Linked DNA regions of Mus musculus: region 1 is linked to region 2. A link is a loop called in an ENCODE intact Hi-C map of the cell type or tissue named here. Cell type or tissue: left cerebral cortex. All regions are shown on one strand. Each heading gives the region's core, and the rest is flanking DNA. Links, peaks and the distances in the headings are about the cores only. Region 1 overlaps Ranbp17 (RAN binding protein 17). Region 2 holds the start of Gm36005 (a long non-coding RNA gene).

What was found. Peaks named below come from ENCODE experiments on the same cell type or tissue, not always from the same donor. Only the 100,000 strongest peaks of a DNase experiment are listed, where the experiment ranks them.
Region 1: a loop joins it to region 2, with 4 times the contacts of the local background. A loop is called at or near these places in 2 of 42 quality-filtered maps.

What each region holds. Positions count from the first base shown.
Region 1 is chr11:33,299,329-33,304,710 of GRCm38, reverse strand. Ranbp17 (RAN binding protein 17) reads left to right here. Exons shown (of 28, transcript NM_023146.3): 19 at 1,841-1,944. Among named protein-coding and RNA genes, the nearest start is that of Tlx3, 98 kb to the right of the region's middle. In left cerebral cortex, for the core only: no CTCF peak of the experiment used is centred there; no DNase peak of the experiment used is centred there.
Region 2 is chr11:33,540,434-33,545,815 of GRCm38, reverse strand. Gm36005 (a long non-coding RNA gene) reads left to right here and starts at 1,181. Exons shown (of 3, transcript XR_872362.2): 1 at 1,181-1,563; 2 at 3,146-3,798; 3 at 4,501-4,848. RefSeq lists a cis regulatory region at 2,311-5,382. In left cerebral cortex, for the core only: no CTCF peak of the experiment used is centred there; no DNase peak of the experiment used is centred there.

The sequences.
Region 1 (5,382 bases), core at 319-5,318, 240 kb after region 2:
TCAGTCCCATGAACACCTTGATCAAATGGTGATGGTGGTGGCATGATATAAATGACTACAGTACTGGTGCTGTTTTGAGATTTGTGCTCTAAAGTGAAGGGGGATGCAACAGAAATAGAAGGGAAAGAGGAGGCACTTGCAGAAGGTCTGGGAAGGGTGTGGCCATTTTAGATGACTTTTTTGGATGCAAGCCTTAAAAATACAAACTTATGTGACAAGCTGTTTTGGCGATGAGGAGTAATATGGTCACATAATATCTTGACAAAGCATAGATTATAACTTGCTCTGCTTCAGTCTTCACCCAATATCTAGACCCAGGACTAGACCACAAGGAAAGATTCACTGGCTTGGCAGCTTTTTCTGTTCACTATTCTGTTGGACTCGCAAGAAAAATTATTATATAAGTTTTAAGGGAAGAAGCAAATCATAAAATGTAAGGGTCAACCAGATCAGCCACCATTTAGCAGTCAATGGACCCACCACTGATTGCCTCTGTCTGTGGCCTTGGACTTCGTCTGTATAAGGATGAATGTATCTGAATTATCTGGAGAGCTGTGAAAACAGAGTGGCTGTTCCTATGCCCTAAGAGAGCAGATCTGGGTTGGAACCTGGAAGTTGGAATTTCATGAGCCTTAGGTAGTGGTCCTACTTCTGTACCGAACATGGGGTCTACTGGTCTCCTCTCTGTCGTTTCCTACAGCATGCTGTATTTTAAACCACTGGTAGCACTGAAATCAGAAGATTTGAACCATATGGTTCTCTTCCAACTTAGTGGGACCTTCAACCAAACATGTAAGCTTTTCTGTTGCTTTGTTAGTAAATGGTTCTATGTAGCAATAGATGAATGAGAGAATCGATCTAATTTCTGAGAAACCGATTTTGAAAAGAATAGCATACAAATTATCAATGTGTAAAGATTCTGTTTTGACAGAATCGTTAAGAACAATATAGTCTACCTTTATATAAAAAATTAAGGAGGAGTATCTCATTTTACTCTTTGCCCATAATGAAGAGGAAATGCTCCATGGAGAAGAGTTGAAATCTAAACATCCTGTGAGAGAGCCTCATCTTTTTTCCATTCATTAATAAGTCCATCTTTAAAGATTTGTCTGTGTGTGTATGCATGTTTCCAGAAGAGGAGCTGAGGCCCATGGAGCGAGGGTTAAAGGCACCTGAGCTGCCTGATGTGCTCCAAGCAGTACTCAGGTCCTCTTAGCCACTGAGCTAGCGAGCTTGCCAGCCCCTGGAAGTTAATTTTTTAAAGAATATAAATGAAGAAGAAGAATAACTTAGAGCTACCTGGGCACCTGACCCTCTGAATTCTTTGCGGCCATGGCTCCAAAGAGAGAGAGAGAGAGAGAGAAGGGAGAGGGAGAGGGGAGAGGGGAGAGGGAGAGGAGGGGGAGGAGGAGGGGGAGGGGGAGAGGGAGAAGGAGAGGGAGAGAGGGAGAGGGAGAGAGGGAGAGGGAGAGAGAGAGGAGAGGAGAGGAAGAGAAAGAGAAAAAGGGGGAGACCAATGTCTGTAAAGCTTTCAAAATAGCCTTTCCTGAGGGATCAGGGAAACTGTGGGGCCCCCAAATCTAAAGATGGATGGAGATGCCTGGGGCCTGAGTCAGTTAAAGCCAGGGAGAAAAGTGGCTCTTGAGTAATGTTGCTGTTTCATTTGGTATAGAGTAAAAACCAGAATATGCAATGAGCCCAGGCACCAGCTGTGGCATGGATACAGATGCAGGGTGACTTCTTCTCAGGGACATCTCTAAACCTGAGTGACCCACTCAGTGGTGAGGCTAATGTACATTAGCGTACATTTTAAACTGTGACCCTTTTGTCTCTTTCATAGGTGAAGATGAGGATGAATTTGAGAATTTTATGCTGCCTCTCACAGTCTCTTTTGAAACAGTGTTACAAATATTCAACAATAACTTTAAACAGGAAGAAGTAAAGGTGAGTTTTGTTTTCATACATGAGGAAAGACAAGTTTATTCTTTAACACCAGAACAGGCATTTGTGTATCTGTGTACTTGTATGTATGTGAGTTTCAAACCCACATCTCTAAGTAATATGCTTATGAGTTGAGCTTTAACATAAGCTTCTCTAGTTTCTGATGCAAATAGACTTTGAGGTCAGTGAGTGTGGCCAAGGACAGTCACTTCACAGTTAGGTGGTGCAGATGTGTCTCCAGTGATGCTGTCTGTAAGAGCAGAGTGCCCATGGGCACATGCTTTAACCATGCTCCCACCTACCCGGCCGACTCTGTGTCTCAGCGTGTCTGTATAGATACACACATGTGCCAAAACCCTACATCTCTGAAGATTTTTAAACAAGAATTTCTATAAATCAGGACTTTATTAAATGGCTAGGCATATGTGTATAAACAGGAGCTGGTCTTCAAGTATTGCATCCTTAAAGTGAACAAGTGATTAGGGTAACTGATGGCTAAATAAGGCTTTATGTGCCTGTGGGAGCCATATTAGGATTGATTTGACAAGTCACTTCAGCTGTGGCAACAGTCATAATATCTAAGACAACATTATGTTTTATTAGTAAAATCCTTAAGTGTACCAAGCTGTTTGTGACAAAACAGCCCCATATTTTATGGGGGGTGGGGGGGATGGGAACAGGAGCTTTGCCAAACAGAAACAGTATCTCCTGAAATTATACGACATCAGTGCTATCGCAAACAGATAAGCACTGATTATTAGTCTTAAGAATAATAACTACACTTGAGAGAAGTAGGTACCTTTGTTGGTGGTGCCCTGGTCATATGTTATTGTTATTTGAAATACATTAAAATATTATCCATCTTTCATGGCTTCTCTTTTCCTCTCTCCCTTTTCTCTATCTCATATATATACACAAACAAATACCATCAAATCAACTAGAAAAGGGATAACCTTTGGTGATATTTATATAATTCTGAGGGGAAAAATTATGGAAATATTATACCTTTTATTTTAAAATAGAGATTTTGAACTAGATATCATTAAATTTTTTTTAAGTAAATAAGATCTCAATTTTTCTTTGTTTAAATGGTCTTCCTAAATTCTGTGTCAGTGACCAGTCAAATTAACTGTAATTTTTAGATGTCTTCTAAATTCTTCTGACCAACAGAATCTTTATAGCTTTTTAGTAGCCATTGTTGCCTCTTATCAAAAGAATCAGTGATGTTGAAAAGTGCCATCTTTATAAAAATTACATTTGTCTCATTTGAAGATTTCATTATATTCCACGCCTGTTTGGATGTAATTCCATCTAGTTTGATAGAAACCATCTTCCTAGAGTCATTTTTAATGGAGTTCCAGTGATATATCCCTAAACTACCGAGTTCTTAACGACCCTGGAAAGTGACTGCTTGATTACACTTTAACGGTATTTGCAAATAAAATCACAAGTAATTAAGGGGAAATCTCCAGGCTTTTGAGCAAGTTTGATGCATGATAACTGCCTGATTCAGCTTCATCTAGAGTAATGCTGTGTAGGCAACAGCTACTGAGATCAATAGCAACGTAATGATAGTGGCAGAATTAAGTGAGTAACCTGAGCGCTGCCTCAGAATGCATGCAGCTGCCACGAACCAAGGCCACACAGTGCACTCCTCGCTTCCGTCCTAAATGTTCATCAAAAGACGCCCTGCAGGAAAATGGAGTTAGATGCTCTTTATTGCTGATCGTGTCTCTTGCCACATTTATCAGGGAAATTGGATTAGCAGTTGGCAGCTGCAGGTAGACAAGATTCTGCAGTGATTAAATATGCAGCTTGGCTGCATTTGTTGTGACAGACCTTTAGTAAATTCTACTGTAAGCACCATCTGTCTAATTTGTATGAAGAAAACTTGGTGCTTACAGCTGCCGGTAAAGAACAAAGTCTGTTGCTTTATCATAAACAAAACTTTTGTACTAAATGGTCTTAAATGTAATTTATTAGGTTAAGGCTATTTTTTCTATCATGGTGAATAAATAATACATGCAAAGGTGCTTTCAGGTCCTTCATTCACACGTACTAGAAATGAAAACAGTTCTGTTTTGTTCTCTAGTAAAGTATTCAGTATTCCAATCCACAGGAGGTGATGCTGCTAAAATATTGTTATGAAAATGCTGTAGGACTGCCAAATTCATTTAATTTGCAACCTTACCAGGATCATCTAACTCTCTATTTATAGATATTTTTCAAATGCAGATTTTAGGTTGAAGTTGAACATTAAGTTCTCTCAAACCAAAACACTGTGAGGAAAGAATGCTGAGAGGCTCTTATTTATGACTGTGCTTTCTTTGCTTGGTCCTAATAAAATTTAAGTGAATGGTAAATTTTTGTCTTTTTTTATTTTTCTCTTCAAAATCAAAGAAAGAAAGGGGGGGTGGAAATCCGGGTTCTGGGATATTATTTCAAAATGTCTCTTGCCTCCCACCCCCATCATTTTATAGTCAAATATAATGTACTGTTCCCCTTGCCCTGGCATAGTTTTCAATTCAGCCATGACGTCACGGGTTTTAAGGAAAATGAATGAAAACTTCTCGGAGGAAGAGGAGCAGTTAAATAGAACCTGCTATCTTTAGTCCCTTCGTAAAAACTCCTCGATGTTAAATTATTTAAAATCCTTGATTTTCAGCATGCGCACATTAAAAGTTTTCGCACTAAGTGCCAAATGTTGCAAACAGCACTTTAACAGAATGATTTTGCTTTGATCCCTGTAGCAGTTCCTGAATAATTTATCACAGGTTATTGCCTTAATTCTGGAGAGGGATAGAGCAATAAAGGCAGATGAAAACACTCCAGTTGAAACACCTTGGGGCCTGCTCATTCCTCTGACACGGCTCTTTTGTTGGAACTATTTAGAGGTTATTAAGATGTGTCTCCAGAATTAAGAGTATGCTGTAAGGATGAAGACAGCCATCTTAATTCTAAAGACAAAGCACAATGACCCTTCACCTTCTTTTTCTTTGTTGTTATTATATAGTAGAATTATGAGGATAATATTATAGCTGCCCCAGTAGTGCCACTACAGTAAAGGGTCTGTCAGCCTTCCCATTAGAAACCCTGTTTGGGGGTCAGGGTGGAAGGAGCTGCGCTTCAGCCGTTTCCCAGCCCATTCGTCTCACACTTGGCACACAGACAACTGTTCACCATGCTGCCGACTGAAGCTCTCAGCAGTTTCTTCTTGAACTCTCCAAAAACGAATCCATAGGACTAGATCACTAGACTTACCCCACTTGTCCAATGCACCTCCGGTATTTATTGGAGCCATCACCTTCTAGATCTGTCTACCCTAAAATCCCGGGTTATTTGCTAGCTCGTGTGAGCTCCTGGTTCCGGCTGTCTGTCTCGTCCGAGAGCTGAGTATTGAGGAAATTCTCCTGTAGCTTTTATGTATCTGTGTAGATTCTG
Region 2 (5,382 bases), core at 331-5,330:
TATATGCTGAGTCTTGTGAGTCCTCTAGAACACTAGATGCCTCTAGAGGCCTCTAGACAATTCTAGAGCAGTGGTGCTCAACCTTTCTAATGCTACAGCCCTTAATACATATAGTTCCTCATATTGTGGTGACCCCCTGTATTGGCTAGTTTTGTGTCAACCTGGCACAGCTGGAGTTATCACAGAGAAAGGAGCTTCAGTTGAGGAAATGCCTCCATGAGATCCAACTGTAAGGCATTTTCTCAATTAGTGATCAAGGGGGAAAGGCCCCTTATGGGTAGGACCATCTCTGGGCTAGTAGTCTTGGGTTCTATAAGAGAGCAGGCTGAGCAAACCAGGGGAAGCCAGCCAGTAAGGAACATCCCTCCATGGCTTCTGCATCAGCTCCTGCTTTCTGACCTGCTTGAGTTCCAGTCCTGACTTCCTTGGTGATGAACATCAATTTGGAAGTGTAAGCCAAATAAACCCTTTCCTCCCCAACTTGCTTCTTGGTCATGATGTTTGTGCAGGAATAGAAACCCTGTCTAAGACACCCCCTAACCAGAAAGTTTATTTCATCACTACTTTGTAACTGTAACTTTGCTACTCTCATGAACTGCAATATAAATGTGCAACCCCTGTGGGGGGTTGAGACCCACAGGTTGAAAACCACTGTCCTAGAGACTCATTCACTCTGGAGATGGTGTCAAGGGCTTGGGCACACATGCTTTAAAGCCATGCTTCCCACATCTTACTCACCATAAGAGCCATCAGTGCACAGTGCTGCGTTATAGGCAACCGATCCTAGAGTCTTTTTTTTTTTTTTTAAAGATTTATTTTTTATTATATGTAAGTACACTGTAGCTGTCTTCAGACACACCAGAAGAGGGAGTCAGATCTTGTTATGGATGGTTGTAAGCCACCATGTGGTTGCTGGGATTTGAACTCTGGACCTTTGGAAGAACAGTCGGGTGCTCTTACCCACTGAGCCATCTCACCAGCCCGATCCTAGAGTCTTAACCTAGGCCTGGGACTTCTCTCTCTCTCTCCTCTCTCTCTCTCTCTCTCTCTCTCTCTCTCTCTCTCTCTCTCTCTCTCTCTCTCTCTCTCTGTCTCCCCCCCCAATGTGCGTGCGTGCGTGCGTGCGTGCGTGCGTGTGTGTGTGTGTGTGTGTGTTTGTGTGTGTGTGTGTATAAACAGATGTCAACTCCAAATGCCTTGGTACAAAAGGAAAACAGCTGGAAGAAAACTACTTTCGGAGAACTTTTCAGGGAAAGATTATACAGTGTGTCTGTCACAAGGAAGAGTCTGGCTGAATACATGAATAATGTATGCAGCAGACGGGAAACAGGGTTGGGTTTTTTTTTTCCCCTTTGTCTCATTTGAATCTTCTATGTCGGTGTCAAGAAGGAACAGGTAAAAGTCTAAGTCTGAGAAGACCGCAGCAGGACAAAATGGCATCCAATGTAAGACTGCAACTGAACAGCGAGGGCGTGTCCGAGGGCGGAGCTGCTCTTCATTCCAATCCCGGGTGTTTGAGACACTGAGTTGAAAACCAAGTGAAGGAACCAAAGAACATCCCAGGTGAGCAAACCTCACCCCACGTGACAGTGTTCAGCTTTTACAGAGGGTGGGAACGGCAGGTAGAATGCCTTGTAGATAACCTCTTGAGGAGGTCAAGTATACAATTCCAAAGCCTCCTTTAAAAACTGACGGGACGGATGTGGGGATGGGGGCAGGTGGGGGGGGCAGGTGAGGGGATGGGGGGGTGGGGGCTGGGGTGGGGGCGGGGGTGGGGGCTGGGGGTTGGGGAGAGTTGTCAAATAGGAATGAGAAGGAGCATAGTTGAGAAACAGTAATGCTTCAGATCTGACTTTCAAAAGAGGGGAGCTCCAAACACTGATCTCTCCCATTCTTTTGTTCGCTTGTTTGGTTCTCGAGACAGGGTTTCTCTGTGTAGCCCCAATGTCCTGGAACTCTCTCTATAGACCAGGCTGGCCTCCAGTTCAATGACCGCCTGCCTCTGCCTCCCAAGTACTGGGATTAAAGGCTCCTTTCTCACTCTTATGGCTTCTGGAAGTCTGACCCCAATCGGCTCTGTGTTGCAGTAAAGGCAACGGCCTCACCATCTGGATGTGCACGTTACCTTGTGAATTAAGACATTTGTTTAATTTCTCAAATGTTACAGGATGCCTTAAAGCTGGTCTTTTAGATTGAACCCTTTCACAGACATCTGTGACAAACAAACAAACTATGGCTATGTCCTCATAAAATCCAGGGCTGAGGCGCTGGTGGTAAATAAAGAGTCTCTAAGAGAGTCTTCTTTGAGAAGTAGGCAGATACGTCCCTGATGGATTTTGCTTTTCAATAACAAGTTATTGAACCAATTCACCAAACTATATCTTGAAGAATCAAACAGCTCTCGTTCATAAATCAAATCTTGTCTATGAAGCAGAACAAAGGAAACGGAGAGGAAAAGGGTGGAAAGTGATAACCACAGGTGCCACCAATAAAACGTAGACTCAGATGCAGTGGCATTCAAAGTCTCAGTCCTTAGAATGCAATAATAAATGAATCTTCGGAATGTAAAGAAGTCCCAGGAGGAATTATCCATTTAGAAGGATATGAGATGGGTACCTTTTCTGCATTTGTACATTGCTTACATCCTAACAAAACGTTCTAATCCATTTCACAGTGGGGTTCAAAGGCAAATTCTCCACCAGGGAAATACAAGTTTGTTTTCTATCTACTGTAGTAATTTAATATAATTTATCAACTTACTTTTTTTTCCACAAAGAATTCAGCTGTATACCCTTTCACACTTATCCCAATAGACTAATCCAAGCTTAATTTAGTGTAGGAACCCAGAAATGAGAGTCAGGAGACCTGGACTCCGCCATTAACTTAATCTCTATTTGCCTAAGTTTCCTAATATATCAAATGGGACAAAAGCATTTACCCTTCCTAGTTCACAGGTTTGTGGGAGGGTTAAAAATAAGATTAAAAATATGAAGGTGTTCTGGAAATGTGACATAATTCATTTAAATGGATGCTAACGAGTTGGACACGTGATCACACACACATCATTTACATCTCTAGAAAGTTAGACTTAAGAAGTAGCTAGGACATCACGAGGTTCAATCAGTCTATTCCCATATTAATATAGGTAAGGGTCAGAGACCACAAGATACATCCCAGAGGAAACAGCACAACCGCGTCTAAAAGCCATGCCGCCTCAACTCAGTGTTCTCTTCATTGGTCCCTGCCAGCTCTCCCAAAAGGATGCAATGCATGCACCTCAGATTCTGTCTACCAAGAACCAGGGTTATAAGACTACGGTATATCAGTGCAAGGAAAAGCTACCGTTCCATGAAGAAAGACACTGTGCAATGATCTGTTGTTACCTGTGACTCCACAGTCCCTCTCCCTCTGCCAGAACTATTTTACCCGCTAAACCAGGGGTGTATCTTTGGACTCTTTGCCATCAAACATCATTCTTCTTCCCAAAGGAATTTTAAATACTTCTTTTCAAGCACAGAGGAGCCAGCTTTTCACCCCCTGCCTCTGAAAGAACCTACAGAGATCACAAAGATATATTTGACCCGGCTCAGATGCTCCAAGAATACAGTTCACAAGACCATCCCACTTCATTACCACAGAGGGAAGAGCCTAAGAATCTGATCCCTTCGGCACCATGCAAGTGATTGTTTTTAAGATGCATTTGGCCAGGGCTACACAGAGAAACCCTGTCTCAAAAAAAAAAAAAGATGCATTTGTTGTCTTCACAATGCCAGCAATGAATCATTTGCATTCTTAAAGGTAAGTTGCATGTTCTGACACTGTAAACGGTGGTAAAAGTATTTCAAATTATCTCCCATTTGCTTACTGTATTAAACAAGAGAGTACATAAAAAGCAATAAAGTTATATCTTTATCAGAAAGGCATATGGTGCTTCAGCAAGCACTGCACTAGCGTGCCATTGTCTGCTCAAAGTTTTATAACGTTTTCCAGATTGAACACTGGCATAAAACAACTTGTATGCAGTTGCTTGGGGAAAATATTAAGAATGATCACCATAATGCTGTCTACCAGTGGCTTCTCATTTTGCTTCTTCTCCAATATTTTAGATAGACTTGATGTTATGAGTCACATAAAACAGCAGGAGTCCTGGTTGCAAAGACACCAGTCAACAGCAATTTATTAAAAGCCAACCACATACCAAGGACCTTATCTGGCCTATCTCTTGTCCTGACTCTAACCCTCTAAGACGCTATTAACTCATTTTACAAACAAGGGAAGTCATGACTCATTGGAGTTAGGTGGTTGCCTGGTGGCTATATTCGTGGGAAGAGCTGGGATTCAAACCTGGTCTGTTTGGTAGGACTTAATTCAGCACGTTTATTTACTTACTTCTTACAAGTTGTCAGAAGTCTCTCAAATATGAACCTGTTGGACAATAATAAGGATGAAAGAAAAGAGAACAAACAATAGGAGCACATCTCCTTCTCTTTCCTACCTTAGACAAGCTGGCTGGACTCACCATCCCCCAAACAGTAGCTCATCAGGCTGACATGGACGTGAAATGGACAAGCTGAATTGACCTTGTGAGGAGCTCCATCTGTGGACTGGGGCAGTTGACCTGAGTCCACTTGGGTTTAAGTCCTGGTCCTGCCCTCCATCACAAAGGTCTGTGGCCTGGTTTAACCTCATTCAGTTTTATTTCCTTCTCTGTAGAGAGCCACCCTCGTGGGCTTCAGTGATACAACATGTCTGATGCACACAAAGATGCGAGGTGTACAGAACACTTGCTGCCGCTGATCCTGGCATGCTGCTGGGTGCACGGTAAATGATAGCTCTTTTTATTGGGACTACCGCTGAGAGGTTGCTGTATAAAAATAAAAGACACATTATTGGGGAAAACAAAACAAAGCTCATAGGATCTGGTTTAACTGGCTTTTGTTGGCACCTAATGGATCCAGTCCTCTAGATTTAGGAGCATCTTAAAAACAAAGAGTGGGTATCAAGCACCAGGTTTCCATTTTCAAAAACAGATGCTCTCTCTCTCTCTCTCTTTTTTTTAAGTCTCAGCAAACACTAAAGTTGGCCTGACAGCTTAAAATAAAACCCACTTGCTCTCTCCTGACAGCTGAAGTAGAAGATTAGTGCCACTAAAAGTGTGAAGAGTTCCTGGAATTTCTAATTAGTATGTCAGTCCCTACCCTGTGGACCCCCAGGCTTTTGTACTTTTATATAATAATCTTTTAATTCTCATTTACACCATTCCCAAACTCTTCTAAAATAAACAGATGACAGCAACATCAAACTCTGTATAGAGGCTACTGACAATAAATATCAGCCTGGCTCCTTGCAAAACTGAAACAGGGACCGATTTGCACGATTCCT